2 separate regions of the Homo sapiens genome follow, and region 1 is linked to region 2. A link is a contact called in ENCODE Hi-C or POLR2A ChIA-PET data. All regions are on one chromosome and are shown on one strand. Each heading gives the region's core, a stretch centred on a gene start or an enhancer-like site at or near the end of the contact. The rest is flanking DNA. Distances are from core to core; before and after follow the strand shown.

Region 1 (3,865 bases), core at 203-2,702, 200 kb before region 2:
ACATACACACACACCAGACACCACACACACACCACACACCACACACACCCCACACACACCACACCACACACACACACACACACACACACACACACACTTTCACACTCTGAATCTCTGTATGTTCAGCTCCCCTGTTCTTTCCCTTCCCACCAGCATCTTAGGCCCTGAGATGTCAAGTGATTACTCAACACTCTCCTTTTATCTATTGTGGCTTAGAACATTCTCAGCTGGGCTTCCTAACTAACCATTTCCTGTTCCTCTAATTCTAAAATACATCCATCTCTGTTTCTCACAGGGAGAGCCCTTATTAATCTCTTTTCTTAATAACACCTTAAACCTAGTCTTCATAAGACTCTCTTAATGAGTCTCTCTCCTCTGGAGCTGGAACATCCTCCTTTTCCTGCCCTTAGGTGTCAGAATTCCAGGTTCTCAGGCCTTTGGACTTAGACCAATCCATGCTACCATCTTCCCTTGTTCTCCAGCTTATGAACAGCCTATTGTGGGACTTCTCAGCCTCCATAATTGAGTAGCTAATTCCACTAATAAATCCCTTTTCATACATCTCTCTCTCTTTATATATTCTATTATTTCTGTCTCTCTGGAGAACCCCTGACTAAAACATTGCACCAACCAATCATCAACTTTTCTTATTTTTGAATAACAACAACAAAAACAGAATAAAAGAAAGAAAGAGAAAAGAAGAATGTCCTTTTCTCTGTGTTCATTCTGAAACTCATTTACACTAGGAATTGTGTGTTCCTTGCCTGATTCTCTCCCAACTTGTTTTCTGCATTGTATCATTGGAAATAAGCCTAGGAATTACTTAAGTCATGCATATAAAAATGAAAACTAGAGAAAGAAAACATGAGGTAGTAAGGTGGTAAATTACTAAGCACTGGGGTCGGCAAATGTTTGAATTTTTGCTTCTGCTTTTCAAGGTTTTGTGCTGTTGGGTGCATTCCAAACTAGGCTTCAAGCCTAGTCATCTCAGTAGGTATTTTTTTCCTTTTCCTTTTTTTTCAGACTGTGTTATCAATCATGCTTTCCTAAAGGTTCACAGACTATTTGCAAAGCAAAGGGGAGCCTCAGTGTCCCAAGGCAGGATTACCATTTGCAGCAGGAATTAGGAATGAAACCAGGAAGGATTCAGTCTTGCATTGCTCTCTGTGTTTGAAAGGGAAAAAAAAAAAAAGGCTGAGAGTGCTCTGAGGACTTAAAAACAACCAGCATGACTTGACCATTTGAAAAAGAAATCCTGGAGCAGCATTCCAGAAACACGAAGACAAGCTCAGCACTGTGCAACCGAAGGAGGTCACTCCTCTGGGAGTATTTCATGGAATTAAGAGAAATGACTTTTAAGAAGTAGCTGTCTGAATGAGAACAATTGCAGACTTTCTTTTTTTCTAGGACTGAGCTCCATGCTCACTAGTCTTAAAACGCAAAAGTTAAACATAAAATGAAACAGGAAAAACTAAATATATTTTCCAACTGTCTCCTTGTGGCCAGCTGCCAATCAGCCTAGACTGGGTGGTGATTCTTGCCTTAAAGTTAGCAGAGAGATAGGCTGGATTGTTTTTCTGGCTTTTTTTTTTAAAAAATAAGTATTGTATTTTAGTCATTTTAGTTGTGAAAGGCTTTGAAGTTTAACATGAAAGAAGAACAAAGAGTGGTCAGAGTTTAGGTTTATAAATTCACTTCTACTATTCAACAGATGCAAAAAGCACATGGTTTCTTGTAGCTTCAGTTTTCTGATCCATAAAATGAAAATGCTGCAAGGCTGGCTTTTTCCTGTTATTCAGATCCTGCTTTAAGTGTCTCCTCTCATAGAAGTATCCTATCCAAAGGGTCTCCTTTCAACACCTAGCTGCCTCTGTCACATCACCGAGTTCTAATTTCTTCCCTAAACTCTGCTTTTTTGTTTGTTGCCTGTCTCCCCCAGTTAGGGTATAAAAATTATGAGGGTAAGAAATTTTATTTCTTTATGAATTCATTTAACAAATATTGTTTAGTGACTTCTCGGTACTAGATATTGTCCCATGCCCTGGGGATATGTCAGTAAGTAAAGTAAGGAGATGCAGTCCTTGTTTTTAGATAGAGAAGTCAGGCCTGGAAATAAGCAAATATGCCTTGAAATAAGCAAATAAGCAAATCACTTTGTAACATGTCCAGTGGCAATAGGTGTTTTGAAGAAATAGATATGGGAATTAAATGGGATCATACAGGGTAGGTGGTGAAATTTATACAGGATGGCCAGGGAAGGCCACTGAGTATGCAACATTTTAACGGGACTTGAAGAAAGTGAAGAAGCAAGACCTGGAGCTGGGGTATCCCAGAAAGTGGGAGCCCCCAAGGGAAAAGGCCCAGTTTGGTTGTTCCAAGGGCAGTGTGGCTGGTGCACAGGTGGAGGAAATGAAGAGGACAGAATGAATAGTTCATAGTATAGACTTTTGGTTTTATTCTGACTGAGATGAAAAGGCTGGCTGGTTCTACTGTGGCTGCTATGAGCTGACAAGATTGAAGATGAGCTTTGCTGGAAGCAGTGTGAGGTTAGAGCAGTGATCCAGCCAAGAAATGAAGGTGATTTGGGTGGTGTGATAACAGTGGCAGCGTGTACACAAACTTTGATTCCAAGATCTCCTGACAGATTGAATGTGGAGTGGGGAGGAGAGAGAATTAGCAACGTCTCCCAGGCTGTAGCCTGAACAAATGAACAGATGGAAAGATTAGGAGAGAATAAGGGTGAAGGCAAGGATGAAGAGTTTGGTTTTAGACCTATAAACTAATTTTGAAATACATATTAGAAATCCAACAGTAAATGGTGAATATGTTCAGAACTCAGAAGTTCAAGAGAAGATATACAGGCTAGAGATACACATTTAGCAAACATCATCAAATAAATAAAATTTAAAATCATCTTTTTCACCATTGTATTTTCAGTGCCCAGTAGAATATTGACACTCAATAAATATTTTTCTAATGAATGGATGAATGTTATGAGGTCCAATAAGATAATGGGCAAGAAAGTGGTTTTTCTTTCAAACTATAAACTCCTTCAAATAAAAGGCTAGACACAATATTCTAATATTATGTTTATTTAACAAACAGAAAACCTTTGAATGAACAATAGAGTTAGCAAGAGTACAACCAAGTGCAATTAGAAATCTTGCCTCCAACAGAAACAAACTCCAGATGGGTGTTTTCCCCCTTCCCCTTTTGATACTTAAAGTTGATACAGTTTAATGTGCAATTAAAGGCAGTAAAGCTTCAGAGAAAAATGAATGCTAGTGAAGTATAACAATTTTCTTAAAATAATGATCCTTCAAACTGTCAAAAAGGTTTTTATACAAAATTTCAAACTGTCTCAGAGGAAATGCTTTTCCAAAAGGTAATTATAAAACTATATGGATTTCATATGGACTTTCCCTCTCCAGATCACTCCATAAGTCTAAATTCATTTGGCATTATTTTGCATTGAATAAAAATAGTCTTGACTTCCATCTTTTTGCCTTTTAGGCTATAGTATGACATTTTAATATTTTTAAAGTTTCTCGATAAAAGGAAACTATTGTTTAGGGGCTTAAGCAACCACCCAGTAAAATTATCTGGCTGTTTTTTTAAACACACGATAGATGTTAGAAGTCACATGATCTATTCCCTCTACCGCTTATGGAAATATCAGGGTTAAGGGTTTTCTGTCTTTAAAAGCTGAGCATTCTGATGTGAAGATTTCAACTTTTTCTAGACCAAGAGGGAAGATAGGCAGGTGGGTGAATGGATGGGTGAGTGGTGAATAGATGAATGAATAGATAAATGGATGGATGGTTGGAGGGACAGATGAATGGAGAGAAGTGAGGGCTAAGGAGAA
Region 2 (3,919 bases), core at 883-3,382:
TGGCTCACACCTGTAATCCTAGCACTTTGGGAGGCCAAGGTGGGTGGATTACTTGAGCCCAGGAGTTTGAGACCAGCCTGGGTAACATGACAAAACCTTGTCTCTACAAAAAATACAAAAATTAGCCGCGCATAGTGGCACATGCCTGTAGTCCCAGCTACTCAGGGGTGCTGAGGTGGAAGAATCGCTTGAACTCAGGAGGCAGAGGTTCCAGTGAGTCCAGATCATGCCACTGCACTGCAGCCTGGGCCACAGAGTGAGACTCTGTCTCAAAAAATATATAAACAAATCAAATAAAATCTGTCATGCATATGGGCAAAACTTCAGGGCTCTGGGTTGCTGGGGATCTGCCAGAGGAGCCCACTGCTGAGCAGCCTACTTAGAAACCTTGAAGACGCCCATGTGCACTCCCTCCCAGGCTCACAGTGGGGAGAGGAGGAGGCCTGTAATAGGAATGAAGAGCCAGCAAATGGAGATGTAACGCCTCCTTAGCAGGATTTCCAAAAACTACTGGATTTAATTAAGAATCATGGAAATGCTCCTGCTCACTTGTGTAGGAAGATGGAGAAAGTTTTATATATGCTGGGAAAAAAACAACTAGAAGGTTCAAGAGGCCTGAGAAGAAAGAAATAGGAGAAGACAGTGAGATAAAATAAATCAGGGGGAGAGAAGGCTAGGAACCAAAGTATAATATAAATAAGACATCCTTTCATTCATTCAACAAATATTTATTAAACACCTTCTTTCTTTAAATTCCAAATTCCTCATTTGAGGCAGTCCAAATGCTCAGCTGTCCCAAGGCTGTTCTACTCTCCATACAAAGCTTTAGTTTCTCCAGCATATCCCCATTACCACATCTCATTTTCCATCCAGGATTCTTCCTATTTCCATATTTTTACTCATTTTGCCTGAAATGATCTTCCCTTTTTCCTCCACCAATTCAAATCTGAATCATTCTTCAAAGCCTAGCTGAAGTCACCCTCGCCCCCGGACCCTGGCCTAATTGCCTTCATGCCATTCTGTGTGACATTATAATATTGAGCTTAAGTTGCATTCCACACAAACACTTGATATTTCTTGATTTGAATAGTTCTATTTTTATTATTGTTATTAGAGACAGGACCTTCCTCTGTTTGGAGTGCAGTGACACAACCATAGCTCACTGCAGCCTTAAACTCCTGGGCTCAAGGGGTCCTCCTTCTTCAGTCTCTCAAGTATCTAGTACTACAAATATATGCCACCACACCCAGATAATTTTTATTGTTTGTAGAGATAGGGTCTCACGGTATTGTTCAGGCTGGTCTCGAACTTCTGGCTTCAAGCAATCCTCTCATCTCAGCCTCCCAAAGCACTGAGACTATAGGCATCAGCCATCATGCCTGGCCTGTTCTCTTATTTTTGATTAGAACAATCATGAGCCCACAGGAGTTAATTGATTAGGTAGAGGCTCAATTTAGAATTAGAATGAGGAACTCACTTCCTTATAGTAATAGCTGTATATTATTATTAATGAGTTTTACTGTATGAAGAGTCTGTTGAGATTTTAACTGCTATTTACAACGTTATAACTTCTATGGAAAAATGTATTTTTAGTTCCCAATAACCAGTTTACAAATAATCTTTTAGAAAAAAACATGTTCGTAAATTGGATATTGCTTCCCTGAGGCAAAAGTGAAAAGAGTGATTAAAGACGTGTAGAATACGAGAAGTGTTAGGAGCTGAGTAACAACTGCTTTGGAAGAAAATCACAAGATTGGGAATTTTTAAATTTGCAATTAAAATACAAAGCTTCTGGCCCCCTTGCTTTCGGATACATAGTTGCAATTGGTTGTAAGAATTTCCCCTTCCTCTTCTACACTTGACTCTCAACAGTTTAATATCTCCTTAAATTTATTTTTGTCGGTCAAGTCAGCACCAGGAAGGTTATTCTGTTAAACAGTAACATTTAACAGAAAAACAGGAACTGGTAACATGGGTGCCAGCCTCCCCGTAAAACATGTGATGGCCTTTCCTCAGAAGACACTGTGGACTGATCAAATGTGACCCTCTGCTTCTGATTTTCTGAGCTTCTCTCATAGGACTCTCGGGGTCACTTGGACTGTTGAGCAAAGTTCCCGGAAGGTGCCCCGCCACTGCCTGCCAAGTCGGCTGTCTGCCAGCAACACGCCTGCTCCTGCCTTTTGCTTGGAACTGCGTTTTCTATTGTTGCTGTGACTGAGCCCAGCCTTTGCTATGGGCATGCCCTGAATCCTGACACTTAGCTGAAAGTATGAATAGAACCGAAAAGAGTTTGGGCCATATTCTGAGCTCAGGATAAGGACTGGATTCACAATAATTGTACCAAGGTTTTCATTAAAACATCACATTCTGTCATATATTTAGCTAAGAGGCAAATTTTTCATTCCTCAAAATGCAGTAGGTGCTTTAGTGTGAGAGGCATTACTTCTGATTGTTTAGATGGAACAGCCACACTCATAATTTAATGGACTTGTTTATGGACTGAATGAAAGTATTCCTAATTTGAATTAAGAAATACTTTGAAGCAGGTCATTTGTGGCTTGAGTCCCAGCCTTGGGATCGGGATGGACTCCAGCTGCCAATGGCAATGACTATAGCTCACGTGCCCAGCTTTTTGTAGCTCAAAGGATCCTCAGTTTAGTATGAGCCTCTTCTCCATCAGCTAGTACTAGGCCCCCGTTCCCGCTAATTCTAATAACAGCAAGCCATTCAGAGGGACCTTAGCCAAGCCAGGCTTTCAGTTGAGGTTAATATACCTCCTTCTCTATCCAAATAGGTAACTTCGGGCAAGGTACTTAACTTTTCTGAGCCATGGTTTCCTCATCTGTCAAATGGCCACTATAGTAATGTCACGGGATTCTTGAGGTGTTGCTTGTCCAGCTGAAAGCCACAGGGCCAATGGCACCTTTGCCCAAGTTTTCCTCAGGCCTGCTGGGCTTGTACTGCCCACTTAGCCTGGCAGGCTGCACTCAGCTCGCTCTACTGGCCTGGATCTCATACCTGCCAAGAGCGAGTGGAGCGGTAAGGGGTATATGAGTGAGCAAGCATGGGGTCCGGCCACTGTGCACAGCCAGGCATGCTGGTGGTGGGTGGGGCAGACAGCTCCAGGTGCCAGCCCAGGTGTACCATAAGCAGCTTCCATAGCTGGCACTGGGGAATCCAGTGGTGCTCAGAAGCTTGAAGACACCAGGAACCGCAGAGCCCCAAAGAGGGTGTCACAGCCCTGGCTGGGGGAGATCCTAGGTCTGGGCTCCCTGAAGGGCCGCAACTCTTCTCTCCTTCTCTCTTCTCTCCTTGTCACCCACAGTGTGGTGAGCAAGGGGTGTGTTTCAGCCTTGTTTGTGTTACAGCTCTTTCAGCCCCACCATTCAGTGAGTCCTGAGTTATTGTCCTGCATCCAGGAAGAATGAGGTACAGGGAAAAGTGGACAGTTAGCAAGGCAAAGAGGAGCTTTATTGAGTGACAGAACAGCTCAGAGGAGACCTGCATTGGGTAGCTCCTCTCCACAGGCAGGGCGTCCCGATGAGTGTTCAGTTCTCAACAGAGAGGAGACCCTGGAGTGGGGAGCTCCTCTCTGCAGGCAGGTTGTCCTGTCATCTCCTTGAGTCTGTCTGAGTCTGGGGTTTTTATGGACTTCAGAGAGGAAGAAGTGCCTACTGATTGGTCCGTGGGTGGCCATGGGTGGGCCTGGAAAAAGTACCGTAAGTTCCCACTCTGGTCTGTGGGGCCGGCAGCCTGGCCGTCAGGCTTCAGGCCTTCCCCAGCTCGAAGGTAGAGCTTCACTAGGGACCCACTCCTTTCCACCCAGGAGCCTGTCTGCCTCCTGCTGTCACCCAGGCTATTCATGCTGAGGGACACCTAAAGGCCCATGCAGAGCCGCCCTTAGCCCCCACTCAGGCTC

Evidence for each region. A loop is a pair of places that touch in the nucleus more often than their neighbours do. ChIA-PET counts read pairs that join two places held with the same protein, here RNA polymerase II (POLR2A). Pooled maps may share reads with other maps.
Region 1: a loop to region 2 is called in a map with no recorded cell type, with 3 times the contacts of the local background. The contact joins two enhancer-like sites. A Hi-C loop is called at or near these places in 1 of 168 maps with a recorded cell type or tissue (GM12878), 5 of 37 single-sample maps with no recorded cell type and 5 of 50 pooled maps. POLR2A ChIA-PET finds 5 or more read pairs at or near these places in 1 of 52 experiments (activated naive CD4-positive, alpha-beta T cell).

The regions. Positions count from the first base shown.
Region 1 is chr14:58,952,794-58,956,658 of GRCh38, reverse strand. The region is part of intron 4 of LINC01500 (long intergenic non-protein coding RNA 1500); the gene reads right to left. Among named protein-coding and RNA genes, the nearest start is that of LINC01500, 130 kb to the right of the region's middle. RefSeq lists enhancers at 1-496, 2,435-2,554. Within about 2 kb of position 1,452, at least 2 of the 41 ENCODE cell types and tissues checked have a DNase peak (open chromatin) inside an H3K27ac peak, as active enhancers do.
Region 2 is chr14:58,751,149-58,755,067 of GRCh38, reverse strand. No RefSeq gene overlaps it. Among named protein-coding and RNA genes, the nearest start is that of LINC01500, 75 kb to the left of the region's middle. RefSeq lists enhancers at 2,003-2,297, 2,344-3,066. Within about 2 kb of position 2,132, at least 22 of the 41 ENCODE cell types and tissues checked have a DNase peak (open chromatin) inside an H3K27ac peak, as active enhancers do.